2 separate regions of the Homo sapiens genome follow, and region 2 is linked to region 1. Evidence: chromatin loops called from intact Hi-C (ENCODE). Cell type or tissue: ascending aorta. All regions are shown on one strand. Each heading gives the region's core, and the rest is flanking DNA. Links, peaks and the distances in the headings are about the cores only. Region 1 has its middle 27 kb from the start of ADAM30. Region 2 overlaps NOTCH2 (notch receptor 2).

Region 1 (16,834 bases), core at 4,829-12,828:
ATTTAAGCTGACAGGAGTTTATTTCTCCTTCATCATAAATGAAATTCTTCACCACAACAATCCCCAGTGAATTGTGGGCACAGAAGGCAGGCCCATCCCTGCTTCTGTTCCACTATCTCCCTGTAGGCTGAAAAGGAGGAGGTACTGAATTAACTCCAAATGTTCCTCTGGCTCCGATATTCTGTGATTCTGGTTTCTTTTCGGCTACTTTGCTTTTGGAAGCATGTATCCTAAGGCGTCCAGTTGAACAACCTTTGTCTACTGTGTCCGGGCATTCCTGGTGGTAGTTCAGACAAGACACTCTTGGGTTGCTGCACTCACAACCACTGAACCAATTCTATGACCATCTGTTTCATGGCCACCTGTTTGCTCATTTTGTGTGTACATAAAGGGAGGAGACAGACAGCAAACTTGCATGTTATAAATTGTATCATCTTAGGAAACAAGGCAAGACTTTGCAATAAAACCTTAAGATGCATTAATTTTAATCCTAATGCAATAAAGAATGCCCATAAAATTCTTATCTAAAGAATGTTTAGAAAGTTGTTGAACAAGGGACATCATCATTTAAAGTGATATGAAGAAACCTTCTCAGCTAAGCATACGGGCTAGATTAGACAGAAAAGTAAAGGACCCATCTCTGCCCTGGAAAAACTACCGGTAGCATCTTTCAAAAAGCTCTCTGTGTTTGAGTACATACCTTGATCCATAGGCTCACATTTGATCCCAACTGGCGGCTGCTTCTTGGCATTAACAATGGATTCCCAACCAGTAAATCTTAGCAAGATCTGAGTTTCTCCAGGTATGATATTATTTTGTTTGACCATCCTTATCTTCAAGGGCTACCAAGAAGGAACAAAGAATTTATTTGCTTTCCCATGAGAAAAGGTTTTACCAATGAGACACTTTCTTACCATGACCCCAGGGCACCCTATACCTTGTTCACTTGAGTGCCCTGTGTGGCCTGGCAGAAGCTCATGCTGGTCACAGGGTTCTTTATATGATTAACCTCCTTTCTGAATCCCAACTTCATGGTGGTGGTGATGACAGGTGTCCTGTATCCCATGCTCATGTCCCTGAAGGCATCAGCCATGTCTCCAGTTAGAAAAAATTACATGTATCTAGAGAGGCCTCTTTGGAAGTAGTAAAAGCTTTCTCACCTTCATACATTAATGGCTGGAATGTACAATAGTATAAACACTTCAGGAAAAAATGTCTGGCATATTCTTACAGAACTAAACAACTATCTATTCTATGACTCAGTAATTCCTAAGCATTTATCCAAGAGAAATTAAAACATATGTCCAGAAAATAATTTATACAAGAAGGTTCATAGCAGTTTAATTCATAATAGGAAAAACTAGAAAAATTGAAGTATCTGTCAATACAAGAATGGATCAATAAACTGTGATACATTCATTCCATGGAATGGCTAAAGGAACAAATGGTTGACACACAAAACATGGACGAATCTCAAAAACATTTCAAGTGCAATAGGAGCCATATGCAAAAGAGTACTCACTTTTTAATTCCATTGATAGATGTTCTGATGGAAAAAAAAAGCAGTATTTGCCTATAGATAAAGTCAAAATTGACCAGGAAGGGGCATGAAGAAATTTTATGGTGAGGAGAATGTTCCATATGTTTATATGCATTTATCAAAACTCATCTAATGTTCACTTATAATTTGAGCATTTTATTGTATGTAAATTGTACCTGAAAAGCAAAAAAACTATAGATAAATATTGAACTTTAGGAAAGGATGTGAATGCTGAAGGATTCAGTGGGATGTGAATTCAGTGTACTGATGTCTGTAGTTTACTTGAAATGCATCAAAAAACATAGATGAATGAAGAGGTGGATTGGGAGATGGGTAAATATATAGATATATGATAAAGCAAGGATAGTAAATATTAATGATAGAATCTAGGGGATAGGTATATAGGTAAAAGCACCCCACGTTTGTAAAAGTCTTTCAACTTTGTTTTATATTTGAAAATTTTAATAAGGAAATACTTCAAGCCTTTGGAAACCCCAGCACAAGGGAAATTACCATCACTTCATCTGTCGACTATATCATGACCATGTTCATTAGAACACCGACTTCTCGCCCAAAATAAAGCCATCTTTGTAATCACTTTAAATGGAACTGCCAAAGCCGGTCCAGGAGTAACCAGTGCTATGGCCAGAGGGAGTCTCGCTGGAGAGAAAATTGGCAAATACTTCAAACTTAATGAAAATAAGAACAAAACATATTAAAATTTGTGAGATGAAGCTAAAGTGATACTTAGGAAAAAACACATAAGTTTATAGGTCTGTAATAGAGAAGAAGAAAATTTTAAAATTAATGATCTAAATTTATAGTCTTAAGATTCTAGAAAAAGACAAGCAGATTAAACTAAAAGTAAGTAGAACAAAAGAAATCATAAAAAGCAGAAAACAATGAAATAAAAATCAGATAAACAATTAAAAATTAAAGCCAAAAGCTGTTTTTTAAAAGATTAATACAACTGATACATACCTACAAAGATGAATTAAGGAAAAGGAAAGAAAATGCAAATTTTCTTTTTATCAGGAATTAAAAAGGTGATATCCATAGATTCTACAGACATTAAAGGGATAATAAAACATCATGATAAACAACTTTACACCCATAAAAGCAATACTCAGATAAAATGGGCAAATCTCTTGGAAAGTACAATTCACCCGAACTGACAAGAAGGAATAGCAAGAATATCCCTCCCCCATGAAAGAAGTTGCATTTATAATTTAAAAATCTGACACTAAGCAAAATCGAAGCCCAGATGCTTTCAAGTTGAGTTCTTTTCTTTATCTATGGATGACATGATACAAATATTAAATTCTTCAGAATATAGAAGAAGAAACATTTCAACGTTTTTGAGGCAAGCATAACCCTGATACCAAAACCAAAGTAAGTATAACGCTAATATCAGAAAATTTTATAAGAAAAAAAATTATACACCACTCTTTCTCGTAAACATAGATTCGAGAAATCCTACAAAATATTAACAAATCAAATCCAAATATATAACAGGTATAATAAATCCTGACCAAGTCTAGTTTATCCGAGGAACATAAATCAATTAATGTAATTCAGCCCAATGACAGAATAAAAATATTATACAATTATTTCAATAAATGCAGAAAAAGTATTTGACAAGATTGAAACTCATTCATGATTTTAAAAAGAAAACAAAACATGTGGCACACTAAGAATAGAATAAATTTTCTTTAACTTGCAAAATGCATCTAAGAAGAACATAGAGTTAATATCGTGGTTAATAGTGAAATGCTGAATGCTTTCCATCTCAGACAGGGAATAAGGGATTGATGTCAGCTCTTCCCACATTTATTCACTAACATCCTGGAGGTCTTAGTGCAATAATAAAAAACAAAGACAAATTAAAAGGAATAAAGTGTGGAAATGATATGTAAAACAATCTGTATTCACAACAAACATGTATGTAGAAAATCCTAAGAAACATTCTTAAAATTACTAGTATTAATCTGTGAATTCAGCAGGGTCACAGGATTAAATGGACAAAAGCTAGAAAGCCTCAACAAATAAAGAGATATAACATGTGAAAAAATGGGAAGGTATTAATGCTATCACAGATGTCATTTTTACTTTGCATCTCCTGGGTTTCCAGTGTTAGTTGGAAAATTTATCCCCATTGCCAATATTATGTATATACTTTAAGTTATCTTGAAAGCTTTTTAAATTAAATTAAAATTTTATTTTACGTTTTAGGCTTAAATTCATTTAGAAATTACTTTTGAGTGTGATGAGGTCCAACATTATTTTCTTCCAGATGGACACTAAATTTTGCCAGCATAGACTATTTTTTAAAATTTATTTTCTTCACTGATTTGACATATCATTACTAAGTATTAAATTTTTATAGACAATGATCTATAATGAGTTATCTATACTTTTTCACTTATCTATTTATTTTTTGGTTTATGTACTGATACTATACAATTGTTCCTAATCAACTTGTGGAGGCTGAGGCAGGAGGATCACTTGAGCCAGAAGTTGGAGGCTGCAGTGAGCTAGGATCGCACCACTGCTCTCCAGCCTGGGTGACAGAGCAAGACTCTGTAGCAAAAAAAAAAAAAAAAACAAAACTCCTCTTAAGTATACAGCTTAATGCATTTTGACAAATTCATACAATTTTAGTAGACTCATACAGTTGTGCAGCTGTCACCAAAATCCAGTTTTAGAACAGTTTCTTCACCTTTTCAATTTCCCTCCAGCTCCTTTGCAGTCAGTCTCTCCTCCCTCACCCACCCCCTCTACTCCAGCCCCAAGCAATCATTACTCTGCTCCGTGTCTCTATAAATGTGTCCTTTCTGGCCATTTCATAGAAATAGAGTAAAACAATATGTAGTATTTTGCAATCAGCTTCCTTCACTTAACGTGTTTTTGAGGTTCATCCATGCTGCAGCATATATGAGATTTCATTGCTGAATAGAATTCCATTCCACAGACACACCACATTTTGTTTATCCATTTAGCAGCTGATGGACGTTGAGGTACTTCCGGTTTTTGACCCTTGTAAATAATGCTGTTGTGAACATTCCAGAACAAATCTGGTGTAGACATATGTTTTGATTTTTCTTGGATAGATTTCTAGGTGTGGAGTTGTTGGATCATATGGTAACCATATGTTTAACTTTTTAAGAAACTGTCAAACTGGTTTCCAAAGTGACTATTATTTGACCTTTCCACCAGCCCACCAGCAATAGTAGAGGATTCCAGTTTTCCCACATAATCAGCAAGGCTTGGTATTCTCTGTGTTTTTAAAAGCATAATCATATTCATGGGTGTAGGTGGTATATTAGTGTGGTTTTAATTTGCATCTACCTAAAGACTGATGACTTTGAGTACCCTGTTATATGCTTTTTAGCCATTTATATTTCTTCTTTGTTAAAATGTGCATCCATGCCCTTTGCTGATTTTTAAAATTAGGTTTCTTCTTGTTGAGTTAACAGAGTTCTTTATATATTGTGAATTCAAGTCCTTTGTAGGATGTATGATTAGCAAACATTTTCCTTCAGCCTATGACTATTTTCTTCTTAATGGTCTCTTTAGAAGCAGAAAGGTTGTTAATTTTAATGAAGTCCATTTTATTAATGATTTCTATTATAGCTTGTGCTTTTGCTGTATTATCTTAGAACTCTTTGCTTAACCCAAATTCAGAAAGATTTTCTCCCATGGATTCCTCCTGAACTTTTATATTTTAGCTCTTACAACTAGGTCTATATCCATTTTGAGTCAATTGCTGTGTATGTGTGATGTCAGGCAAAGTGCCATGAGGGAGCTTTATCTGGATAGCAGCAGCAGAACTTGGAGGTAAGTTATGTTTAAGAGCTATCCTTCCCCAGCCCATGAAACCGAAATTTCCTGCTGCATCTGTTAGTGATTGGCTAATGCCTTGAGGGAAGAGAGATAAATGGGATATGTGGATTATACACTCCCGTATACATCCCGTTTTGGGGGACTGGGTGCAAAATGGTTACAGTAGCCCAAGGATAGTCCTACTAGAAGAATCCTGAGGAGCAAAAACGCACCAAAAGCAGGGAAGGACTGTACAGAGGGGCTAACAGGGATCTCAGGTGATATAGGTTGGGTTCCTAGGAAGTCTCCTCCTGAGATGGATGCAAAGGGGAACTTGCACATATCAAGGACTCAGTAAACATGTGTCTTGGGAGTTAGGAACATATGGAAGGCATTTCATAGTTTGTACACATTTTTGTCAACATGAAAATAGCAGGCATCTAGACTTATAATCTCCTAAAGAAAAGATACAGAAACTTGACAATCAAGGGTTCCATCCACTTAAGAACCAGTGAACTCTGAGAGAATCCTAAGTGTTAGCTGATATTGCCCTATCCCAGCCCACAGACCCCACACTTTTAAGATTTGTTGGGTTTCCTATGTGTGGTCAAAGGAACACTAGCCTAATGAATTTGACACTCTGAATAAATAGATAGTTCAGGGAATGTAATGTTACATAGTTATAACACATTACTTATCACTCTCACTGCAGTAGCCTTTCTGAAAATGAAAATGAAATCCCTGATATTCAACTGAAACACATGGTAGTCAAAACATAAAGGTTGGGTTTGTAGTTTATTCTAATTATTGAGTCCTCAGCTTGAATGAGGGTAAGTAAAGTGCAGATCCCACTGGAATGTCTTCTAGATTTGTGAAGTGGAATGAAGGGTAAAGGGAGAATGCAATTATATAGCTTAGTATAATAAAATATCTTTCCCACCTCACAATTTCTTTTTTATTTTGTCTGATCTCAGGGTTCCAGGCCCAAGTGTAGCACCAATGCCTAACCGTGGGCAGAGAAGAATCCACTTCCCAGGTACCTTCACTATTTGGGGGCCTATAAAGGTGGAGCTCCTCAAAGGTAGGATTGCTGGCATGTCTTAGATGTCTCAGAGGCCTTTGGACAGGAAATGCCCAAGTGTGTAGGTGAGGGGATGGTTGCCTTTTACAGAGTCCAGCAACATAACTTCTGAGAGCACATCCTGTACCAAGAGCTTTGTTTTTTTTTTTTTGTTTGTTTGTTTTTGAGACAGAGTCTCGCTCTGTCACCCAGGCTGGAGTGCAGTGGCGTGATCTCAGCTCACTGCAAGCTCCACCTCCCAGGTTCATGCCATTCTCCTGCCTTAGCCTCCCTGGTAGCTGGAACTACAGGCGCCTGCCACCACGCCCGGCTAATTTTTGGTAGTTTTAGTAGAGACGGGGTTTCACCATGTTAGCAAGGATGGTCTCTATCTCCTGACCTCGTGATCTGCCCACCTTGGCCTCCCAAAGTGCTGGGATTACAGGCGTAGAACTTTGATACCCATCCCAAAGATACCATATCTATACATTTAAATTTGGAATGTGTATTCCTAATAGTATTTCAGGATGGAATTTAACTTCACATCATGTAGCCTTATGGAAGCCAACTTTGTATGCAGCTCAATTCCAAGCTTGGTCAGGCTTCTGCTTGGCCCCATCCCAGGTTAAACAGTACCTGTAAACTGGTTTCACCACTGGGAAAAGGATATGTGTCCAGGATATAATAAAAAGCCTTAGAGACAGATTATTGCACACCATAGGGGTGTTCTTAGGTGTGTAATGATTCCAGATAGGATTGCTATCATGCTATTTCTAAGAATAATACTCTGAACTAACTCTCTGAGATCTGGCACTGACTAATGGCCAACGCTGGAAGGAATCATTGTTCCTTTTCTTAGACAAGGAAAATTGAACTCCTGCTGATTTGGCTAAAATCTCCACAAAATGATTTGGAGAAAAGACACAAAGAACTGTTTCTTTCAGCTGCTATGATCTCCCTTTACTGAAGGATAGCCTGGGAAAAGAAAAAAGGTAGCCCAGTCAATTTTCATTGTAAACAGATAGTGACAGGCTGCCTGGTAAATACACCAATGGTCCTTACTATTGGAAACCTTCTTATATGTGGAATGCTTTTAGTAAGATGTGTCTGATCTACATAGGTAATCATGGTAGTGAGACCTGGAATCTGTAGATTTGCATGCCATTGTTACTTGGAAATTGTCACATAGTCTATGCAACTATCAGCTTTATCAAATGGAAATGACCAAAAATGGCTCCATATTTAAGTAAGTTACAATCTCGCACATCACTTACAGAGCTCTTATATTACATCTGGGCTACATTATTTCCTAATATGGAAGGGAGGCTCTTTGGGGAATGATGGTGGTGCTCTCATACTTGTGATTTGTGTGTGTCTCACAATTAGCTTTCTTCTTGAGTATGATAATATCAATTAATAAAATTTGAAACTAGGTATGGTTTATGATTCTCATAAGGTTTATTTGCAACCCGATCTTTTGTGTTTTCTCCATTTCATGTGGATATTCTCTTATGCAATTCCCTGACCTTTCTTAAAATAGAGGTCATGTCCTTTGCAGGAACATGGATGGAGCTGGAGGTCATTATCTACACCAACTCAGGAACAGTAAACCAATACTGCAGGTTGTCACTTATAAGTGGGAGCAAAATAATGTGAGCACACAGACACAAAGAGGGGAACAACAGACACTGGAGCTTACCTGAGGGCGGAGGTTGGGAGGAGGGAGAGGAGCAGAAAAAATAACTATTGGGTACTAGGTTTAGTACCTGGGTAATGAAATAATCTATGGAATATGAGTTTATATAACAAACATGCACATATACTCCTTAACCTAAAATAAAAGTTTAAAAACATAGTGACTGTTGGCCAAAGTCAAACCAGAATAATCAGTGTGTAGGGTCATGGTTAGCTTATGGATCAAATACTCCGTGGCCTTTAGGTCCCTATTAAACTAAATATGTTACCGAAGTTCCTTCCCAAACCATATATTCTTTTGTATGTGCCCATTTCCAACTCCAGAAGCATGATGCCAGTTTTCACTGCTACTTTATGGTCTCTGTTTTGAACTCCAGTAATCTTAACTTACAAATTGAAGCTTTCTGTTTTATTACATGGACTGAGAGGTCAAGATAAGTACAGCTTATTGAAGGGCGTAAAGAGACTCTTGTTTCTCTGAAGAACAATGGAGTTGAGCAGCACTCTTTGTTCTTAATGAATTATCTTTTATATTTATCTGGAAAGTGGGTGATTTTTATACTTATTATTAAAAGTTTTATACAGAGTTATTTATACTGCCTCTATTTATCCCATTGAGAAGTGAGTTCATATTGTACCAGTAACTCAAAGATAATTCATCACTCTGAAAACTTACTTTTACCCACTGAGCAATTACAGGCTAGGACTCCAATGGATCTTAATAAGCTTGGTACATAATTGCTCAATATATGGTATGTGATAAGCTTAATTTTATTAGCACTCCTCATAAATCAGCATAATGTGATTTTCAGAGGGAAGCCAAATGGCTTGGAGCTCTGGCATACTGAACCTTGTTGTTTGTGGTCAACAGCTCTATGGTGATGTGGGGTCTTACGAGGCTTCCTGACAGATGAGAGGTATCTCAAGGGACTCTACTTCAACAGGGAGGTAATCACAGCTTCCTCATTCCCAGCATAATTTAAAACACCTTTGTTTTCAATCATTTTATTCACTATTCTTTTTCTTCTCACACACTCTTGGGATCCTGCACCTTCCCCTCATGGCTGTATCTCTCTTTTTCTCCCACCCACGACAGTCTCCAGGCCCATGGGACTGAGGAAGTAGTTGTCTGGTGGTGGCGCTGAGTTTTTCACTTAGGAGCTGCCCTAGTGCTGCCATGTCCCACTGAGACCTTTTTCGTGACTTGACCTCCTTAAACCATTATTTCACTTCAGCTCATCCATGTAGGTTGGAAGAAAATTGGGCCATTTATAAAATGCATAATGGAATTCTTCCTCATCTCTCCTAACACGGGCAGCAACTGTGACCTCCAAGAAAACTCTTGCCCTGAGCTCCGAAATCCTCCAGCATGAAAAGGAGAAAAGATAAACTGAGGCTGAACTCCAAGAGCTGAAGGAACTCTACTCTGGGCCTTCCAGGTAAGACCCCTTCCCTGGAGGAGGGAAGTTCCTTGCTAGGGATCACCAAGGACAAAGGACTTGCGCTACACCTGCTGATTCCTTCTATTTTCCTCTGATTTTAAAACAAAGTAAAACACGCGCGGGTGCCTACTATACTTAAAGAATAAGTTGGTCTTCCAGGTTAGCACTGCTTCTAGGGCCAGGAGGACCCCTAGGGCTCTGCTTGCAGTCCCCACGGGGGCCACAAGAGTGCGCCATGGTGCTTTCCCTTGGAACTCTGTAATGAAGCAAGATGCCTGCCGGTTTCAGTTCCTGGGAGATTGTGGCAAATATTAGCCCTGCGTATCCAGAGGTTCCTGACTTTTGGTCACACCATTCCAGGGAGCGGCCTAAGGCCTGCACTGCCCAGGCCTCGGGAGTTGGCTGTGGAGGCTCAGAGCCTCGGGTGAAGCAATCTTATTTGATTTCCTCGAAAACAGATCCTAACCGGAGAAAGACGCATTCATGCTTCTTCTGTTGGTGGAAAATATTCCCTCGTATTTCTCTCAGACTGAGCAAACCTTCCAGTAGTCCGGGGCCTCCTGCTGTGTGCTTTGGGGCAATTCAATTGGGAGAGTGGAGGAGAAGCAGTAACAAGATAGGAGGAGAATGGCAAGACTGGGGAGGTGGAGACAGATGAGAAAAGGGCCAAAGAGACACATGCGGAAGAGTGGTGGGGCACGGGGGGCGGTGGGCGAGCTGACTGTCAAGGTGGTTCTCTTGTCATCCGCAGAAGGGCAGACCCTTTCTCTGGAATGCCCCCGACCCTACTCTGTGCCCACACATCCTACCGTGGTCAAGCATCCCCTAGCTGCCTTTCTTTCTACAAAACAGCTTCTTATCCCTTTTCCTTTCCGCTGATTATGGGGACTCTTTCATTTTCTTTCTTTCTTTTTTTTTTTTTTCAGAGTCAGGGTCTCACTCTGTCTCCCAGGCTGGAATGCAATGATGTGATCATAGCTCACTGCAGCCTCGAACTTCGGGGCTCAAGCAATCTTTCCACCTTAGCCTCCTAAGTAGCTAGGATTATAGGTGTGTGCCGCTATGCAGAGCCCAATTTTTTCTTAACCTCAAAAAGGCTTAGATTAGTGAAACACAGGGCCTGGAATTCCATTCCTTGTGTGTAACCCAGAGGCATTGGTGCTCCCATGCCCCCGGACACCATTACATGAATGACCACAGCCACACTGTGCCTAACAGCCACAAACTGGAAACAGCCCAGATGCCCATCATCAAGCATGTGCATAAACAGATTATGGTATATTTCACTAGCAACGAAAGTGGGTGAATCAGTGATGACTGTTAAATCCACAACATTTAGTTAAAAAAAAACCCAGGCATAAGAGAATACACGTGTATGATCACAGGTTAAAACCTAGACCCATCAGGAGGGCGGGCATGAGAAGCAGAAAATTATAAAGAACCAAACATCGTGAAAATCAGGTAATGGTCATTGCTAAGGATATGAGGGGTGCTGTGGTGAGGAAGGGGCATGTGGGAAGCTAGTATTTAGTCCTAGCTAGTGCTTGCATGTTAACATATGCAAGAATTTATACCTATGTTTTATTCAACTTCTGTATATTGCATTACACAATTAAAGAAAAAATATTATTTCTTGTCAGTACATATCCTAATAACTAATATTAGCAGAGCTTTTACCAGGAACCATACTGTGCTAAGTGTGCATTTGGGTTATTTCAGTCGGCACAGCATACTGAGCTGTGGGTACTATTATGTCCATATGACACACAGGGAAAGGATAGGAGGTAACCCTGGTCCCAGCCAGGCCAGCGATGTCACCAGGACTCTAGGAGGCCCTCTGTGCAGAGATGGTGCTGGCAACCACAAGCCATACCTAATGTCCCAGAGCAACAGCAGTGCTTCAGAGGAGCCTGGAGCCCTTTGTATTCTAAAGCCTGGGACTGTGGTGCCAAGTGCTTTCCGGGGGGAAAGGATTGTCCTGACTCCTGGGACCTCTCAAAGCAGAGAGTGTGGAAACTGGCACAGCACAGCACAGCCCAGTTACCTGCAGGTATTTTGTGAGCCCAGAGGATAGAGTTCCTTAAGGACAGGGTTGTCAGAGTGTTCCAGGTGTCTTAGAGGCATTTAGACAGGATGTCTAAAGGCAGAAGCAAGGGTTGGTAATCTCCAACAGAGTCCAGAAAATTTGGAGAGAATGGACAACAGAGATGAGACAGAGCCTGCAAGACATAGCATGAGATTCCCACATGCACTTCTTATGTTCTCCCGAAAGATCATTCCTGATGGAAACATGTGGAAGCATGCTTGCATGCATGCCTATGCACACACACACACACACACACACACACACACACAGAGCAACAACAAAATAAAAAATAGAAGCTGGCAGCAATGGTGCAGTGACCGCACTGCAGCCTTTTACTTGAACTTGATGGCACAGGGAAATGTCCTGACAGAAAGGGCAGGTGGTTTATAAGCCCCAGTGAGATGATGTTCTAGAGATATGCCTGGATACCTGGATGTTCCTTTAGGAAATGAAAATAGTCCTGAGGGTTGGATAAAGATGAAGCACTTTATTAAACTGTATTTGGCCTCAGGCCATCTTATCACAGAATTTCTGCTCTGGTAGATATCTACACGAGAAAGAAAGAGGTTTTAAAGACCCCAAAACTAATTAGAGCAGTGTAGATAAATGTTTTGTCTACATAGATTGTTATTTGATTTTTAAAAAAAGGTTCATTTCCTTCAGAATTAAAGTTGACCCTAAGCTCAGCTCACAAATTCTTCTCTGTGGCTGCTTTTGGTTTTGGGTTCACGCCTGGGGCAGATGTGATTTATTTTCTTGTGCTTGTTATTAATCCAGAAATGTAATTTCAGTGTGGGCTTGGAATAGTGCTCTGGGACATGAAGCAGAAGTGAACAATGGAGGTTAGGTGGATATGAGTCAAAGAAAACTGACCACACTTTCTCTCAGCTCTCTTTTACAGCATGATGAGCCTCAAGAGCTGGGGGAGGTTTCCATTGCTGTCAGTGCTCCCAGTTCAGTAAAAATGTTTGGCATGAGTTGACAAGTACATTTGCCAGAGGTGGTGCATGAGCTCCTTGTGTCTGGGAATGGAGATTTTCATCATGGTGCTTTTATTTTGAGCTAGATGTTCCTGTTTCAGTCCAGCCTCTAGCTGGTGAAGAGTTATTCTCTAGAATGAGGCTTTTCTCACAACCATCTTTCTATTTTTTTTTAAGACTGTAGGGATGGAGCTTTTTGATTGAGAGAGGAAAATACTTAAATCTGGGACTGGACAGGTATTCTCACTTATATTCTGCATGGAGGAATGGGAAAATGTGTCTCATATTTCAATTTATCTGCTGTCAACTTGATTGTGAGGACTCTACAGTAAGCCTGTTCTCTGAATTCTACCTCCTCACCCCAAATTCAGTTTCCTATCAGTTGGGCAGACTGCCACAGTGCTAACTGGAAGCACCCTTGCCCCAGATGTCCCAGAGTTGATTAGTGGCGCTGTTGGTGGAAACAGGGACAAGTGGATAGTCTAGCCCCACATGCAGGAGGTGAGACTGCAGGATCTTTCCTGCCCTGCAGTCCATGACTCAGGGTGTAGCCTTGGCTATGTTACAGGCACGATCCAGTTTAACTTCATGGCTCTCTAAGCCTCCATGGAATGATTGTAAGTAGGTTCAATAACATATTTATTGAACAACTACTACATGAAGTATATTATGCTAGATGCTGTAAGAGACACAAAGAAAAAATTAATTCCTATTTTAAGAGTAGTAAAATTCACTAGGGAGAAATAAGAAAGTCCACATATAGTCACACTAAGAAGTAGAAAGTATGTGTGAATGTGAATTTCTTTTTTTTTAATTTTTATTATATTTAAGTTCTGGGATACATGTGCAGAATGTACAGGTTTGTTACATAGGTATACACGTCCCATGGTGGTTTGCTGCACCTATCAACCCGTCATCTACATTAGATATTTCTCCTAATGCCTTCCCTCCCCTAGCTCTCCACCCCTTAACAGGCCCCAGTGTGTGATGTTCCCCTCCCTGTGTCCATGTGTTCTCATTATTCAACTCCCACCTATGAGTGAGAACATGTGGTATTTGGTTTTCTGTTCCTGTGTTAGTTTGCTGACAATGATGGTTTCCAGCTTCATCCACATCCTGGCAAAGGACATGAACTCATCCTTTTTTATGGCTGCCTAGTATTCCATGGTGTATACGTGCCACATTTTCTTTATCCAGTCTAAAGCTGGAGGCATCATGCTACCTGACTTCAAACTATACTATAAGGCTACAGTAACCAAAACAGCATGGTACTGGTACCAAAACAGATGTATAGACCAATGGAACAGAACAGAGGCCTCAGAAATAATGCCACACATCTACGACCATCTGATCTTTGATAAACCTGACAAAAACAAGCAATGGAGAAAGGATTCCCTATGTAATAAATGGTGTTGAGAAAACTGGCTAGCCATATGCAGAAAACTGAAACTGGACCCCTTCCTTACACCTTATACAAAAATTAACTCAACATGGATTAAAGACTTAAAAGTAAGCCCTAAAATTATAAAAACTCTAGAAGAAAACTTAGGCAATACCATTCAGGACATAGGCATGGGGAAAGACTTCATGACCAAAACACCAAAAGCAATGGCAACAAAAGCCAAAATAGACAAATGGGATCTAATTAAACTAAAGAGCTTCTGCACGGCAAAAGAAACTGTCATCAGAGTGAACAGGCAACCTACAGAATGGGAGAAAATTTTTGCAATCTGTCCATCTGACAAAGGGCTAATATCCAGAATCTAAAAAGAACTTAAACAAATTTACAAGAAAAACACAACCCCATCAAAAAGTGGGAGGAGGATATGAAGAGATATTTCTCAGAAGAAGGCATTTATGCGGCCAACAAACATATGAAAAGAAGCTCATCATCACTGGTCATTAGAGAAATGCAGATCAAAACCACAATGAGATACCACCGCACGCCAGTTAGAATGGCGTTCATTAAAAAGTGGGGAAACCACAGATGCTGGAGAGAACGTGAAGAAATAGGAATGCTTTTACACTGTTGGTGGGAGTGTAAATTAGTTCAACGATTGTGGAGGACAGTGTGGCAATTCCTCAAGGATCTAGAACCAGAAATACCATTTGACTTAGCAATCCCATTGCTGGGTATATACCCAAAGGATTATAAATCATTCTACTATAAAGACACATGCACACATATGCTTATTGCAGCACTGTTAACAATAGTAAATGTGAATTTCAAAGAAGCAATGGTAGGAACTGGGAAGCATCTAAGTACTTGGTGGGGTAAGGAAGGTGCTTGAGAGGAGTCAACTTTTGTTTTAAGTCTGAGTAATGGGAGAATGCGGGAACTATTGACAGAGATAGAGAAATAGGATAGAGATGATGGTAAGTTGGAGATGAGTTTTCCAAGTGAAAAACATGAAGCAGTAAGACCCAGGAGTTCAGAATACAGGGAGGGATGAGAGACTCAGATTTTGAATCTTTTTTTGGTTACCACGGAATGTGTTAAGTCTGTGAGGGAAAGTGGGTGGAGTGATAAGAAGAGAGGATTTGGACCTGAAGTATGAGAAATGTCCACACTTCAGAAAACAGATGAGGAAGGGGATCCAAAGAAGGAACGTGAGAAAAAAGGGGGTTTCAGAGGTGGGAAGAGAGCTCGGCCATGATAGCATCCTTGAGTCAAAGGCTGCAGCCTTAGAAGCTTGCCCTGAACTCAATTCTACACGCCTCGGTGGCGGCTCCTGTAATATTTTACTACTCTTACTGGGTTATGTGCTTAGCTTGCCTAAGAGACTATCAGCCTCTGGAAGGCAGGAAACTGCTCTTACTTATTTTGACATTCCCAGGACTGATTTTAACAAACCATGGTTATTAGTAAGTCACAGCCAGGAGACTCAAATATGAATGATAACTGCAAAATGTTCATCAGAATTTTTGAGTCATTACAAATCTTCTGAAATACAATTTTAATACAAAGGAGATAAAGAAGTTGGATTACAGGAAGTTAAAGACAAAAGTAGGCTTGGGGAAGGAGGAAGAGGCAAAATGGGTTTAGATCACGATGTAAAATTTTGCACAACTAAAAAAGAAGAGAGAGAGAAAGAGAGAGACAAGGCAGGGCTGTAGGAGGTAGAAATTTTATTCATCTCATTGACCATACAGCCTTGGCTACACTAAGAGGTAAGGCAGCTCAAAGGGCGTTGGCTAATGAAGTGGATTATTGGGAGGGGTTTACTCTTACGGGTTTTAGTGGGGGAATACATTAGGTAAGATGTCTGCTGGGAATAGGAAAGGAAGAAGATGGGGAAGTTATAGTCAGAGAGTGGAAGTACCAAGTTTGAGATCTTGGACTAGAACAATGAGTGTCTTGTAACAGGGGTGCAGAATGTGAGTGTGCTTGTGATATGGAGTGGATGCGGAGGTCTGTAAGGTTGACAAAAGTAAAAACTCTTGACTCAGATGACCTTACTGGTCCTCAACCCAGATGTTGAATTTCATGCGAGACAGGAGAGGAAAGAGCGAGAACATAAGCCACGTGCTTGTTATTCTAGGAAGAGGAAATTGGTCCACGAGAACAACAGACCATTGTGTGACAATTTAAATTATACTATACCATGTGTTTTTTATTTTTAAAGAAGACATGTTTAGAAAAGTTTGAGCTTGAATTAATTTCTCTATTTGTGTGAAAAATGAAAGTATATGTATTGATTCCCTTCTATGTAAAATGCAAAACTCGCATAGGCTTATTTCTCCTTTGTTTTTCCTTCACTCCCCATATTTTGTTTAAATATATGGAATTTAAACATTTATTTTGTAGTATTGCTATTATGATTGAATTTGAAAATCTCATACACCTTTTTTAATTTTTTTTTTTTTTTTTTTTGACGGAGTCTTGCTCTGTCCCCCAGGCTGGAGTGCAATGGCGCCATCTTGGCTCACTGCAACCTCCACCTCCTGGGTTCAAGCAATTCTCTTGCCTCAGCCTCCTGAGTAGCTGGGATTATAGGCACGTGCCACCATGCCCAGATAATTTTTTGTATTTTTAGTAGAGACGGGGTTTCACCGTGTTAGCCAGGATTGTCTCCATCTCCTGACCTCATGATCCACCTGCCTCAGCTGCCCAAAGTGCTGGGATTACAGGCATGAGCCACCCCGCCCGGCCTTTTAAAATTATTTTTGATATTCAGAATGTTTTAGAAATCAATTTATAATCATTTG
Region 2 (16,834 bases), core at 6,581-14,580, 72 kb after region 1:
TATATACATATATATATATATAAACAAAGAAACTGCAAAAAAAATCAAAAGAAAATGATTCTTAAATGAAAATATATTCTCCACCTTAAGAAAAAGCCAATATGCTGATATACTGCAATCACTGATTAAAATGATAAATGCACATATTATCCAATCCAGCGATTCTATTTCTGAAAATTTATTTCACCAATATACTTATATGCCTGCAAGATAACTGAAATATCTATCATGATGGCACTGGTTAAAATATGGTATGCCTGTAAAAGGGAATTCTGTAGCTATAAAAAATATTGAGGAAGTTCAGGCTGGGTGTGGTGGCTCACGCCTGTCATCCCAGCACTTTGGGAGGCTGAGGCGGGTGGATTGCTTGAGGCCAGGAGTTCAAGACCAGCCTGACCAACATGGAGAAACCCTGTCTCTATTAAAAATACAAAATCAGCCAGGCATGGTGGCACATGCCTGTAATCCCAGCTACTCAGGGCGCTGAGGCAGGAAAATCACTCGAACCCAGGAGGCGGAGGTTGCGGTGAGCTGAGATCATACCATTGCACTCCAGCCTGGGCAACAAGAGCAAAACTCCATCTCAAAACAAACAAACAAACAAATATCTATCTATCTATCTATCTATCTATCTATCTATCTATCTATCTCAGAGAGAGAGAGAGGAAGTTCTATATTTTGATATGAAAATATCTCCAATTAAGTAAAAAAAAATCAAGTGCAAAAAATGTGTCTAATATTCTATCTTCAGAGTAAAAAGTAAAGGAAATAAAATATCTTTGCATTTGGCTTCTCTCTACATAAAGAAATTCTGAAGGATACAGTTTTTGAAAAATTCTAGAAAGAAACACAAACAACCAAAAGTGGCGATTACATGTTTGCAGGAGAGGGAAAATTTGCCCACCAGAAGAGAGATGGGAATGAGAAGTATTTTCACTGTATACTTTTCTATGTGTGAATACACTTTTGGTCTATATGCATATATGCATATATCACCTTATACATAGAGTAAATTGAAAACAAAAAAGTAAAAACAAACAAAATCTAGTATATGCTCCCTGTCTCAAAGAATATTTGATATTTAGGGATTGCTAGTAAAATGAGCATAAATGCATATTTCCCCATCAGAATGGAACCACCAGAAATAAACAGATCTATCAACTGAGAGAGAACTCAACCTCAGCCTGAAGCAAAGTAGTAGGAAGAGGCAGAACTGTTACATTTAGCCCTTGACCTGGGAAACTGGTGGGACATGCAGGCAAAGATCTAAGGCTTAGAAATATGGTGACCAAAACACACATTGTGATGACTCTAACAATGGGGTTATGGGACTTGAGAGTTTCCTGGAATGTTTACCAATGGCCAGAGAAGTTAAGTCAGGATAAAAAAATACTGTTCCACATACCTAAACAAGCACACACAGTAAAATAATCCAAGGAACTGTAAGTAGGATAAACTCAAAGAAATTCATACCTACATACATCATAATCAAACTATCAAAAGATAAAGAATCTTGAAGGCATCAAGAAAGAAGCAATGTATCACATATAAGGGAACCTCAATAAGATTAACAGCATATTTCTCATTAAAAACCATGGATATCAGAAAGCAGTGGGATGATATATTCAAAGTGCTGAAAGAAAAAGACTGTCAATGATAATATCAAAACTAGTATTCTAAGCCATCTTTACCATATGGTTAGAAGAGACAAAAATTTTGTTTCCTTCTGAAATGATCCATTCTAGGACTGGACATGTCTTATTAATTAAAAGTTCATGGTATAGTAGTGATTTTAGAGTTTGATGAATACTCATGTACTCTCCTATATTTCCCAGCCTCCCTTGAAGTCACAGAGACCATTTAATAATTCCGGTCAATATACTGCGAGGGATAGTGATATGTGTTGCTTCCAGACTGAGCTAGTGGAAGCTGCTGTATGACCCTTCAAGTCTGTCCCTCTTCCCTGTACTGTGGAGGCCTTGGAGGCCAGGTGTTTCAAACCACATATCTAAAACACAGAGAAAGGTAGCCCAACACATATTCGACTTTATTTGAGTGACAAAATCAGTGTTATATTAAGCTCTGAGATTTGAGGTTTAATTAGCTGCTATAGCTTGAAGTTTGACTGCACCAAACCACATGTTAAAATGTGATCTCCAATGTTGGAGGTGGGGCCTAATGGGAGGTGTTTGGGTCCCTGGATCTTCTTCACTTTTCACCATGAGTGGAAACAGCCTGACGCTCACACCAGAGGCAGATGCTGGCACCGTGCTTCCTGTACAGCCTATAGAACTGCGAGCCAAATATACCTCTTTCGAAAAATAAATTACTTAGTCTCAGGTATTCTTTTATAGCAACATAAATGAACTACGATAACAGCTATCACCAGAATCGTAGCTTGTCCTAACCAGTACAGTTTCTCAAAGGAACAAACTAACAATGAACTGGAATTAATTTCTACTCAACCACTGATTTCTAGAATAAAGAACAATTCTCCTTTTTACAGGACAATTCTTCAAATACTTAAAGACTGTTTCTCCTTAGTTTTCTTCTTCCCATTAACCTCATTCCTTAATAATCAGCCTACTACTAGGGTACTCTCCTATTTTAATTTAGTCAAACTCTGATACCTGGGGTGGCAAATTATCAAACTTTACTGACACAAAGCTCTAAGGCAATACAAATACTTCTCTGGCATTCTATTCTCTTTGACACTAACAAGGATGAATTTCTCACCAGTGTGGATGGCCTTTTACATTTTTTTCACAGCCTTCTCAGAGTAGGCCCCAGCATAACTACATCCCTTCTAACAAACAATACTCAAAGCTCTTTCCAAGGGATGGTTCAAAAGCAGTGTCAATGTCCACAGCAGAATGATGGCCATACCACTCAGTTCAAAAGCAGTGGCAATGCCCACAGAAGAATGATGGCCCCATCACTCAACAGTCCAGGGTTGCATCTCTCATCAGGCCTTACTGCATCCTAAGGTAGAACCTTACACCATCAGTATCCTCCCCTGAAGCTATGAAAATAGGCAGATATTTTCATTTCATTCATTCCCCCACCTTATAGAGGTAAGACTTGGCTAATTAAAAAAATACAAAAGCAGGTAAATGTAAATTGTTTATTTTAGAGGCCATTAGTTGCTTTTCTGTGAAGCAACAAGAAATCTTACTGACCAGGCTAATTTTTTAATGTTATGCTAATGTTGTATCCCTTCCATATTCTGTGTTTCATGGAATATCAAGATGCCAAACAACCAGATAAAACTGACAACATAAACCACAACATCAGAGCTAGCAAGAGATGGGAGAATAAAATGGCTTGAATTACTAGGATGTAGAACTAAATGCTTGGAATGAAGCTAGTCTTCCTATCTTTAATTTTATAAAATCCCCTGAACACTAAGAATGGATTTATAACTTAAGACAATGCCCTGGATGGAAAATGGATAAGGATGATTTCATACCCCGAGTGCCTGGTGGGCAAGAGCACTTGAAATGGTTCACAAGGTCAATACAGGTGCCTCCATTCTGGCAGGGCTGATTCTGGCACTCATCCACTTCATACTCACAGTTGACACCCTGATAGCCTGGGACACACTGCCATGAGGAAACAAAAAGGACAAGAAATATTGGACCATTACTGGAAACAGACCATGAGAGCTAGTGAGATCTGGAACATTTCTGTGACTGTCTCCCACCTCCTAATTTAGCTTTTGTATGTTTTCTCTGGAACCATCACACTCTCTGCTAATCATTCTATGCAGGGACAGAAAACCTGCAGCTTACTGGCATTTACCTACTCCTCTTTCAGTTGAAAAAGGCACTTTAAAGGGAAGGCAAGGACTGAATACAATGAAGGATGTTTCAGATTTGACTTGTGTGCAAACCTTTTGTTCCTCCTGGGTACAGGTTTCCTCATCTTTAAAATACACATTCCTCCGTATGTGATGAGGACCCTATGACTCGGTCAAAAGGCATATGTGGATGGTAGTACAGACATGCAATTATTGATCTCCAGGTTTAGGAAATTGGATCTATGTGTGAGAAACTGGTTGAGATAGGCTTAGGGGTAGAGGGAGGTGGGGCTGGCTGGCTGGCTGTGGTGGCTGTAGGGGTTGGAAGGATTTCAGGGCTGACCAAGAAAAAAGATATGGCTGTGAGGTGGCTTTATTTGGACACTTTGACAGGTTTGCACCTGGGAGAAGTCCCAAATAGCATGAGACCTTCCAGAGGGGTAGGTGAGTAAGGGGAAGACAGCAAGTAAACTCTGGGAAAGAAGGATCAGAGAAGGAGTCTAGGTGATGTCACTCAACAGCCAGTGGCAGGAATCTCTGGGTCAGAGAGCTCTAAAGGCCAGCATCAGCCTGGGGTCTGTATGGCCCCAGGGTATATCTTGTCCTACTTATACTATGGCTAGCAGATTTTGGCTGCAGTTTTACAGGCTATGCAAAGCAGGCAAGCTCTAAATAGCTAAAAATCTGCTTATTTGGGGGCTATGTTTAAAACAACTAGATGTGTCAAAATTTGGGTTTGGCACTGGTAGGCTTTTGAGCTAATGAGACCCAGCCCCAGCCTGCTGTGAAGAAATAAACAACCTAGGGGCCAAAATACAGAAGCTATCGTTGGCTCATTTATATAACAATAGAGAAGCAAAGCTTTTCTCAGTGTTGCTTGATGGTTTGAATTGGTATCAAATTAATGTCTCAGGCATTTTGCTAATATCTTGCTTGCTCTAACCATTATCAGCCCAGACATTAAAATAGTGACATGTACCTTGAAGACACATACTTCCTCAAATATATACATGTAACGTTTAGCATGATGCTATGGGGAACAGGATGAGCAACATTTTTTTTTTTTGAGAGAAAATTGCTAGTTGACTGATTAATGACTAAATACAAAGGTGACAGGGGCCAAAGGGACACTCCACAAAGCAGTTTTTCCTATCTCAGCTGCTATTCAGGGAAGTGTGGACTGCTATGTTGGGTGGGCCTGTAAAATGCACTCTGGTAGTGACTCTTGGCTCTGAATCCTAAAAGCAAGCCTAAGGAGCTGGGATGGTTCCAGACGCCTATAAAAATATCATACTAGGGACCTGTTAACTTATTGCACAGAGAGGCTGAAAGAAACAGTGGTAAACATTATGACGGGGATTGGTAAAAATCTATAAACTATCAATATAAGATACAAGCAGCTAAATTCAATATATCAGTGCTCAAACAGTTGTACAATCTCCTGGGAGGTCCATGACCTCTGCTTGCTCAGTGTCCTCACCTCGCATCTGTATCCACCAATGAAGTCACTGCATGTTGCCCCGTGCTGGCAGGGGTTGGACGCACACTCATCGAGTTGCTCCTCACAGTAGCTCCCAGTATAGCCCAGGGGGCACTGACAGTAATGCGTGTTGCCAGCATTGATGCAGACACCTGAGTGCTGGCACAAGTGTTCAACAAGCACACCTGGGAAACCCAGTGAGGGAGAAATGTCATAGAAGAACATGTGACACATGGGGTTCAAATCAACCAATGAGCAAGTAAATCTAAACTGGCTGACACATCCAATCTTATTCTTAGCCAGTTCTTCACAACCCTCAGTACCAGATGCATATTAAAAATAAACCCTGAAAGTGGAATATACCTTAGTTTCATTTCAAATACATTCTTCTCCGAATCTCTGAACCTATTCCTCTACCCTTACACCTTCTGTCTTGAGCCCTTTCCCCAGAGCCCTGCCCACCCACTACTATCTGCCCTTCCCTCTTATTCCACAAAAAAATGATACCTTCTCTAAATGCCACTGGACAGTCAATACTGCAGTGAATGACCTGAGCCCAAGGGAGCAAAGCTTACCTCTCCTGGAGGCTGCTATGTCACAAGAGACATTGGGCACGTCACAATAGGCACCAGCCCATCCAGATGGACATAGGCACTGGGACTCTGCTTTTTTCTGAACGCAAGTACCTTTGTTTTTACATGGAGACCGACTGCAGAGATTCACCAGGGTCTGAAACAGAGGCAGGGGTGTACATACATCAAAATTCAAATACTAGAAATGAAGAAAAGAAGTTATATTGTGTTACAAGAAATCAAAGAAAAGCAAACTGATTAAAAAGAAAAAGAGCCTTCATCTAGTAAAAGAGCCCTTAAACTAGATTCAGTGTTCCGAGGTACACCTAACCATTTTTACGTACCGTTAAGTCTTCACTTAATGTCATCATTAGGTTCTTGGAAACTGTGACTTTAAGGACAACGATATATAACGAAACCAATTTTACCACAGTCTAATTGATATAAAAAAGAGTTAAGTTCCTCTACTTATTTCTGGTTAAAAAAAAAATCACTAAACTTCAAATTAACACCCACTTCTGATATTAAACATTAAAATAAACAAGCTATACATTCATTTAAGAAATATTAATAAAAACAAGATAATTATTTATCCAATTTTTGGTGAATCCATGAGTAATAGCAGTCCTAGTGGTGGCAGGTCAAGTCAAGGAATAAATGTTTGCAAAGCAAAACCGTCAGCACCTCTTACCACCACACAGCTCAGAAAGCAACACTAACCAATATGGCAGGCTTGCTGGGTGGTTTTGTACCACATTGTTTATTGTTGTGCACTCATATGATTATCATAGGCTTTATGGGTTTTCATTTTATAATAATTGGTATATTCATTCTTTTTTTTTTTTGAGACGGAGTCTCACTCTGTTGCCCAGGCTGGAGTGCAGTGGCGCTATCTCCGCTAACTGCAAGCTCTGCTTCCCAGGTTCACGCCATTCTCCTGCCTCAGCCTCCCGAGTAGCTGGGACTACAGGCACCCGCTACCACACCCGGCTAATTTTTTGTATTTTTAGTAGAGGCGGGGTTTCACCGTGTTAGCCAGGACGGTCTCGATCTCCTGACCTCGTGATCCACCTGCCTCGGCCTCCCAAAGTGCTGGGATTACAGGTGTGAGCCACCGTGCCCGGCCCCATTCATTTATTTTCTAACTCACTTACTCCAGTTCAGGTTCATGAGTGGCCAGAGCCTATTCTGGCACAATGGGACAATGTAGACATGTCCACTTCACCCAACATACATGACTTTGAGTTGTGGAAAGAAACTGGAGTCCCTGGAGAAAACCCACACAGACATGGGGAGAACATGCAAACCCCACACAGATAGCAGCTCTGGCCAAAAACAGATTTTTCCCCCACTCAATGTTGTAACAAAATGACACCGAAGGAAACAAAGTTACTTGAGGGCCTGCTGTAGTCTAATTCCTCTTAGGTCTTCTATTTAAAAAGTTCTTACCAAAAAAGTTTAAAAATTCAGGGAAACCCAACAGGTTAAGCTATTCCCAATGCTCTAGACATGATTTGCCTACATGTATAGCCACCCTGTAATGCTAGAAAGAAAGAGTTAAAGCTGTCAGACAGGTTCATACTTTCTGTGCTAATCCTGTGTGAGAAATCCACATGGGTCTTGACCAAATCTATCTTTGGTGAATATGGGTAAAAGGACTTAATGCCTGTTAATAAGCCTAAAACCGTTTAAGAGCTTATTTCTAAGGAAGGCAATCAGACTTATGAAAAATCTGAAGCAAAGAGTGCACAAGGACTGGCACCTTTCATCTTAATTCACACACGGAGTGGCTTGGCCCCTTGAGGAGAGGAAGGCCAAATTCACAATATAGACAGTTTGCTGGAGGAAGGGAGGAGTGCTTCACCAGCACTGCCAATCTACACTGTGAGAACAAATAGGAGCCCAACCAAAAATGCTCTCGTGATCCATGGAATCAGCAACAAGCTGCTTAATTTTGTGGAGGTGGGTGCTCACATGTCTAATATAGCCTAAGCCTTACTTAAGTGCGCCCTGTAAGTCAAGTTAAGTTTGGCCATTTATTCCTATGTTCTTTGGAGTTATTATTCTATCACTATTAAAGAGGTAGAATAACATTAAATTAAACACAGGGCTGTTTGGTATGCAACTTTGGAAAAGTTACTTTGCCCCTCTGGGGCTGTTTCGCCTTCCATGAAATCGAAGGTTAGATTAGTTGCCTATAAGGGCTCTTTCCATTCTAAAATTTAATGGAAGTGTGTATTTACATATTTGAACTTAAAAGATATGTAAATTGTTTGGTTTTGAGAATGTTACCACATTGCAAGATACAACAATTATCATTATTAAACACTTAGATGTTGCATCTGACCTTTAAAAGGTTATTTTGATTATTCTCTATTTTCTTCAGTTCTTTTTGTGCTTCCAATGTAAAAAACAAAAAAACAAAAAACAAAAAACAAAAATCTGTGTTTATTTCCCACATGTATTTTTCTGCAGTTCTTGGTTAGCCTCTTTTCAAGATCTTATGTTTGTGAATCTATATCATATTGCCAGCACCATTTTGGAATCTGCAAGTTATTAAGAAGTTACCTAGATTATCTCAGGGAATCCCTGAGATCCACAATTTTCTCTTTTAGAAGGAACTTATTCAGACTAGAAAGTGAACAGGTATAATATTCAGCTGCTCTAGGGGAGCTGAGTGAATGGGAAGGAAGTCAATTACCTGACAGTTTTTCCCAGTGTAGCCCAGGGGGCAGCTGCAGCGGTAGGTACCCAGGCCATCAACACACGTTCCCTCATTCAGGCATGGATGAGAGCTGCATTCATTGATCTCATGGAGGCAGAAGGATCCAGTGAAACCCACAGGGCACAAGCAAGAGAAGGAGTTAATCCCATCAACACATGTGCCACCATTGAAACAGGAGCTAAGAAGCAAACAGAGCAACATCAGCTATGTATCTGGTGCCTGTGACTTACTACTACAAAGTAAGATTTCTGGAATCTAAGATCATACAGAGGCAAATACCTCTGAGCAACCCATATCCCTTAAACTTTCTTACAAGCTAGATTGGGTGCCAGAAGCTCTGAGGTGCCCACTTCCTTTCTATAATCAAAGGCTTAGAAGTATTTAAAAGACTGAGCTTACTATAGATACCTACAGAAAATGAAGTTTTCTAGGTTTTACCCAGTCCTTCTGTAGTTTTCCCATGTATCACATTTCATTTTATCTCTAAGTCAATTTAATTTATTTGAAAAGTCCTATTCACTATAGATTATTTATAAAAGACAAATAGAACAAACATGCTCATAATATTATAAAAAGAAATGAAACAAAACTCCCAGAAATTACTTAAAGACTAGTAACAATTCCAATCTCTGCAGAAAAACTGGAATTTTTGGATTTTTGAAATGAATGAGAGGCCAAGGGAAGAACAGAACAAAATTATAGCTCTTTCTGTTCCCTAAGCAAGAAATAATAAACCATCCCTATAAACTTTGCAACCTCTGACCTTTAACTTTCTATTATATATGTTTATCAGGAACCAGTAACCGGGCAATAGGAGATGACTGTGGACTGGGATCCATGTGGACACCTCATCCCTGCTCCACAATTCTAGCATTGTGCTCTGAAATTTCCTTCCCTTTCTCCCTTTCTCTCGTAAGATGCTGATGCCCGAGGGACTGGTTGCTCACCTCTCAGTGCACTCATTGATGTTGTTCTCACAATGGACTCCATCAAATCCTGCCTGGCACTTGCAAGTGTAACTGTTGACGTAGTCAGAGCAGGTCCCTCCATTCTTACAGGGTTCACTCAGACACTCATTCATGTCTGTCTGGCACTTATCCCCAGTGAAACCCGGAAGGCAGAGGCAGGAGAAAGTATTCACTCCATCCATACAGGAACCTCCATTCTGGCAAGGATCTAAGCCATTACAAAAGAATTAGACCTCTGAAGAGTAGCATCAGTTTAATCTTAGATTCATAAAAGTGAATGACCTGAACTAAGTCATGCTGGGGGCAGCATAATTCTGACTTTTTCATTCAATTTTGCCAACTCCCTCATTTATGAAAATGAATTCAATAATACTTGCTTGAAGTTTTTAACCTGTTTATTAATTGGAATAAACTTCATCTATGTCACCACCAACAGTTTTGTAAAATTAATAGTCATAAAACTTGCATTGGTCCCTCACACATTTGGAAATCAAATATGTGCCCCAATACACAGAATATCAATCAATATTTTCAAAAGGTATATGTGATTGTGGAGTGTGTGGGGGAGGACAAAATACACATATTCATGTTTTTCCAGGCATATTAATTATATAATCTTCTCTCTCCCTTTCATTTCCATCTCCTCTCTCTCTCTTTTTCTCTCTCTTTTAGATTTCAGTAGCCTTATGAAACACAGTTTAAATAAAAATTGAAATATCACATAGCTTGATCTTGGAACACTTTATACTCATAGTAAGGAACCAACAAATTTTAAGCTACAGTCATGCCACGGCACTCTACAATTATATGCCATACAAATCAGAACAAGAAAAATAAGCTGTAGCTATGGCTCTTAAGGAACTTAAAAATATAATTGCAAAGACAGGTCATACATGTAAAATGAAAACTAAATACTAAACTAAAGGGTAATGTGACCTTTATTTTATTAGCGAAACATTTAATATACTTTATTCATCTCTTGAACTAATTCCCTTATAAGACTCATCTGCAATCTCTATTAAAGCAATTGTAAAAATTGTTTCAGTTTTTCTTAACCACAGTACACAGCTACTATAATTTCCATAGCATCTTTCAGGAAACTCACCATCCATAATTTACTGAATTATTTTAAACTCATTGTAAATATTGTTGGTCCCACTTCATACAGAAAAATTTAAAAATACTCAATATTTTGAATGACATGTTACTTAATGTGAGAAAGGAATACAAACAGCTTGATCTCACTCCCTAAAGTTCTCCATCAATTGTGCCTTGGATACTTTTTCACTATTTGTAATACATCATTAAAATTATTTGTCCATATGTCTTTTTTTTTTTTTTTTTTTGGTGAAGTCTCACTCTGTTGCCCCGGCTGGAGTGCAGTGGCACAATCTTGGCTCACTGCAACCTCCGCCTCCCGGGTTCAAGAGATTCTCGTGCATCAGCCTCCCGAGTAGCTGGAATTACAGGTGCCTGCCACCACGCCTGGCTAATTTTTGTATTTTTAGTACAGACCAGGTTTCACCATGTGGCCAGGCTGGTCTTGAACTGTGTCTATATGTCTTTCTTCCCTAACAGACTATGAGCTTCATGAAAATAGAAACTAAAACTTATTTATCTTATCACTGCCGGCACCTAGCATGGTGGCCTCTATATGATAATCTGAAGTTATATATCCTGTAAATTAAGGTGCCATTATTAATGCATTGTGATAATCTCATTTGAAGTTAAATCACTATACAAGTAACTAAGGATCGGTCAGTACATACATGTAATAAAACTATTAAGGCTGGGGGAAGAACCACCAGAAAGAAGTAGGCAGAATAATCCCTAGAGGTTTCACTGGGCTGAGAACAGCTCATGTTTATTCAATAAGAATGAAAAAAACCACGTGGCAGTAAGTAGAGTCCTGAGGGACCCCTGTTGTAGTAGTGAGCCATATTAGCCCTCAACTAAAGACTATTTTGGAACCAATTAACAAACCTTGAAGTAAGACTCTGAAGGATTGAACTATGTCCAAATAATTGAATATTTGAACAAAGCTCAAAAATGTTTTTTTAAAAAAGATTTTTAAAAAAATTCAGCATGGAACAATGTAAGATGGATGTCTAGCATCCAGTAAAAAGTTACCAGGCAGGCAAAGAAGCAGGAAATACATTCAAAATGAGTAGAAAAAATATGAACAGAAACATACTCAGGAATTTCTCATATGGTAGAAAAGTAGGTAAGGACAATAAAATATGGTCAATTATTATCAACTAGAAAACAACGATACTCAATATATTCAAGAAGGAAATAAAAGCATGAACATGACAAAGAGGGAGGTAACGTTAAAAGAAAGACTTGAATTAAACTTCCACATATAAAAACATAATATCTGAGGGAAAAATATACTAAATGAGATGAACAGTAAACGAGAAACTATAGAGGAAACAATTAGTAAACTTGAAAGTATAACAAAATAACTTCAAATAGTAAAATAATCCAAAATAAAACACTAAGTGGAAAAAACACTGAAAAATAAATAAATCAACCTTGCAGCCTAATAAATGCATAATGAACATTATAAAAGGGAGACGCAAAAACTTTTGAAAAAAATAATGGCTAAATATTTACCAAATAATGGTTAAAATATTTTCCAGACTTGGACCCATAACCAAAAATATCAGTAAACTCCAAACAGAAGAAACATAAAGAACACTACACCAGGCTAGGCATGGTGGCTCACGCTGTAATCCCAGCACTTTGGGAGGTCCAGGTGGACGGATAACAAGATCAGGAGATCAAGACCACCCTGGCTAACACGGTGAAACCCCATCTCTACTAAAAATACAAAAAATCAGCCGGGCGTGGTGGCGGGCACCTGTAGTCCCAGCTACTTGGCAGGCTGAGGCAGAAGAATGGCGCAAACCCAGGAGGCGGAGCTTGCATTGAGCCAAGTTCACGCCACTGCACTCCAGCCTGGGCGACAGAGCGAGACTCAGTCTAAAAAAAAAAAAAAAAAAAAAAGACCACCACACCAACAGGCATTATAATCAAGTTGGTAAAAATCAGTGGAAAGAGGATATCTTAAAAGCAGCCACAGGAGAGAGAATTATATATGAAGGAACAGATAAAAGAATTGTGGAATAACAGCAGATTTCTCCTCAGAAATAATGCAAGGAAGAAGATAATAGGATAGCTTTAAAGTGCTGAAAGAGAAAGTCAATTTAGAATTCTCCTCCCTGTGAAAATATCTTTGAAAACTAAAGCAAAATAAAAACCTTTCTGACACACAAAAACAGAAAGACTTCATCACCAGGAGACAAAGACTACACAAAATATTCAAGGGATTTTTTCAGACAGAAGGAAAATGATACCTGATGGAAACACAAATCTACATAAAAGAATAAAGACCAATAAGACTTGAAAATACGTAGGTAACTTAAAGACTTTTAAATTATTTTTCAAATATCTTGAAAAAAATTGACCTTTTAATTACATATTTGATGGGTTTAATGCTATATACATTTTATAACAACAATAGAAGAGAGGCCAGGAGGAATGTAAATGTGAGTGTACAGCTCTTCTCCTCTATATGAAGTGGTACGATTGAAGGTACATTATAATAAGTTAAAGCTGCACACCAGTAAACCCTACAATAACTACTAAAAAATATGTAACCAATATGGTAGTGAATATAGATAAAGTTTTGAAATTTATGTATGTAGATAAAATGTAATCATAAAAATACTCAATTATTTCAAAAGATGTCAGAAAAAGGAAAATGGAAACAATACACAGAAGAACAAAGATAAAGCAAACAGCAAGATGGCATATTTTGAAGCCAGCCATATAAAAACTACATTAAATTTAAACAGTCTAAATACCTGAATTAAAAGATAGACACCATCATACTGGAGAAAAAAAGACAAGACCCAATATACGCTCTCTACAAGAAACCCATTTTAGAGAAACAGGCCAGAAGTAAAAGGATTTTTAAAAACACACTCTAATAATAAAATAAAGCTAGAGTAGCTATATCAGTATCAGGCAAAGTAGACTTCAGAGAGAGAAATATGACAAGAGTTTAAAAAGGCCATTTCAAAATGATAAATGGGTCAATTCCTCAAAAGGACATAAGAACCCTAAATGTTTATGCACTTAAGATTAGAGTTTCAAAATTCATTAAGCCAAAACAAATAGAATTACTAGAGAAACAGATGAATATACAATGATAGTAAAAGATTTCAATACTCTTGAATAAGAAGTAAACAGAAAGCCTCCTTATTATATTCTATGAATAATAAGTAGACAGAAAGTCATAGAGGACATAAAAGACCTGAATAACACTACCCTATCCAATTTGAATTAATAACATTTATAGAACACTGTATGAAAAAAATCTGCAAAACAGACATTCTTCCCTTTCAAAGAAAGAAGAGACAAATTACCAATAGTAGAAACAAGAGAAGGAAACCATCACAGATCTAATAGACTATTAAAGCACAGTAAGGAAATGTTATAAAACAAATTGATGTTATGTCAACAAATTTGACAAAACAGGTGAATTGGACTAATTCTTTGAAAGACAGATATTACCAAAGCTCAATTAAAAACAGATAGCCCATATGGCACTTATATGTATTAGGAAAACCAAACTTGTAGTTAAAAACTTTCCCAGAAAGAAGGTTCCATGTCTATATATTTGGAAGAAAACACACCAGTTCTACACAAACTCTCCCAGAAAGTAGAAAGAAAAACACTTCCTGATATGTTCTATGAGGACAGCATTGCCCTCTTATCACAACCAGACAATGGTAGTCCAAGAAACCTGGAGAACAATATCCTTCATGAACACAGATATAGAAATCCTTAACAACATTTTGGCAAATCAAATCCAATAATACATAAAAGGAATAACACATAATGACCAAGTGGAATATAGCCCATAAATTTAAGATTAGCTTTTAACATTTGCAAAATGTTAAATAAAGTTGATGACAATTTACTTACATTAAAAGACCAAAAAATAATATCACCATGTCAACAGATGTAGAGAAATCAATTGCACACCAAAAAATCAACATTCATTCATTATAAAAATACAAAAAGACCTCTTAAAAACCAGAAGTACAAGGTCTCTCAATTTGATAAAGGGCCTTTATGAAAACCTATAGGTAACATCTCACTTAATGGTAAAAGACTACATACTTTTCCCCTAGGATCAAAAACAAGGTAAGGCTTCTCTCACCACTTCTATTCTGTATTTATTGAAGATCTTAGTACAATAATACTAAAATAAATAAAAGGCATACAGGGTTGAAAAGAAATTAAAAGGCATAAGGGTTATTTATAGACAGGATGATTGTATCTGTAGAAAATCCTAAGAATCTAAACTATCTAGAGGCTAACCTACGAACCTACAACTAATAAGAAGTTAGTTTAGTACAGTAAGAAAACAAAATTAAACTTGACTTTTAAGTCACACAATATGTAAAAATTAACTCAAAACAAATCATAGGCCAAAATGTAAGAGCTAAAATTACACAACTTTTAGAAGAAACCACAGTAGATAAACCTCAAATTTGGATTAGGTGAAGATTTGTTAAACAAGATACATGAAGCATGAACTATAAAGGAAAAACATGCATACACTGAATTTCATCAATGTTAACATTTTCCTCTTCAAAAGAAAATCAAAAGAGAAGCTATAAATTGGAGGGAAATCATTGGGAAGCAAATACCTGTCAAAGAATTCTTATTTAAAAATACAAAGAACTCTTTCAACTCAAGAAGACAACCTAATTATTTCAAATGGGCAAAAAATTTAAATAGACATTTCACCAACGAAGATAGGCAGATGGGCAAAGCACACGAAATGATGCTTAACATCATTGGCAGAGAGAATAATACAAATTAAAATCACAATGAAATACCACTCTACACCCACTAGAAGAGCTAAATTTAAATGATATCACCAAGAGTTTGTGAGCATATGGTTCAAACAGAACTTTCATACAATTCTGGTGAGAATGAAAATAGTACAACCACCTTGGAAAACATTCTGGCAATTTCTTAAAAAGTGAAACATACACTTACGACATGATTCACCGATTCTACTCCTAGGTATTTACTCAAGAGAACTAAAACCATATGTCCACACAAAGACTCATTCATAGCAACTTCATTTGTAATATCCCCAAATTGGAAAACACCCAAATGGCCATCAACCAATGAACTGTAATATGTCCATACAATGGAATACTGCAGAACAATAAACTAGAATGTACTATTGATATAAACAACATGGACGGATCTCAAATACTATGTTCATTAAAACAAGTCAGAACCTCTCCTGACTTATGCTTATCTAACTGCATTTATATAAAATGATAAAATCTGCCAACTAATAATCTATAGTGACAGAAGGTAAAACTGTGACTCCACAGGCAAGAAAGAGAGAAGGTTAAATTGCAATGGGATGAAGATAGTTTTAGGGTGACAAATATGTTTATTATTTTGGGTGATAGTTTCACTTACTATATGTCAAAATGTGCCAAATTGTACACTGAAAATATTTGCAGTTTAATGTACCTTAATTATACCTCAATAAATCTGTTTTTTAAAAAACACTATCATAGCATTGTCCTCACATTTTCAATGTTCACAAATTAAAGGGAATGCTTAAAATATATTCCACTGCCTCAATTCCCAAGGACACTAGCTTCAAAAGAAAGAGTTAAAACACTACTGTTAAATATGCTGGATAAATGACCGGTATGCCCAATGTCAGGCGTGAAAGGCGGCAGCCTCCACTGGGCTCTCCTCTGCTCCCTGTGTGTTTTCCTCTCCTCTGGGGGCTTAAGAGCTGACTGGCATACTCACTGGCAAGGCAGTCATCAATGTCCTCCTCACAGTCCATACCACTGAAGCCTGGTGGACATTCACACATGTAGCTGCCCTGGGTGTTATGGCAGAGACCATGGTTCATGCAGGGCTTGGAGATACACTCGTCAATGTCAATGGTACACCGCTGACCTAGGAACACAGGGCCAATAAATGACCTAGTCCTTGGAAGCTGATTCCCACAAAAATCTACGCAGGACCTGAGCTTAGTTGGGGTGCATGGAGCTATTCCACAGACAAACTGGTTGGCCCCCTGCTTTAGGAAGTTCCAGGAAGACTTCTGTGGCCTAGGAAGTTGCTGCCAAGGTGCTTAAACTCCCTGAAGAATGAACATCATGGCTTGTGAGGCTTAGGTTGCAGCCTTCCAGCCGCTAGGGGGCCCCGAAGACAAGGACAATGGAA

Evidence for each region. Peaks named below come from ENCODE experiments on the same cell type or tissue, not always from the same donor. Only the 100,000 strongest peaks of a DNase experiment are listed, where the experiment ranks them.
Region 2: it touches region 1 in a loop (4-fold over the local background); 17 of 110 quality-filtered maps call a loop at or near these places.

The regions. Positions count from the first base shown.
Region 1 is chr1:119,861,310-119,878,143 of GRCh38, forward strand. No RefSeq gene overlaps it. Among named protein-coding and RNA genes, the nearest start is that of ADAM30, 27 kb to the right of the region's middle. In ascending aorta, for the core only: a CTCF peak has its summit at 9,776 (motif pointing right); a DNase peak (open chromatin) is centred at 9,822; H3K4me3 peaks cover 603 bases; H3K27ac peaks cover 1,096 bases.
Region 2 is chr1:119,932,003-119,948,836 of GRCh38, forward strand. It overlaps NOTCH2 (notch receptor 2), which reads right to left. Exons shown (of 34, transcript NM_024408.4): 17 at 16,412-16,564; 18 at 9,524-9,752; 19 at 8,553-8,754; 20 at 5,855-6,008; 21 at 5,280-5,464; 22 at 3,470-3,602. Among named protein-coding and RNA genes, the nearest start is that of ADAM30, 44 kb to the left of the region's middle. RefSeq lists enhancers at 4,238-4,963, 16,664-16,834. In ascending aorta, for the core only: no CTCF peak of the experiment used is centred there; no DNase peak of the experiment used is centred there; H3K27ac peaks cover 1,082 bases.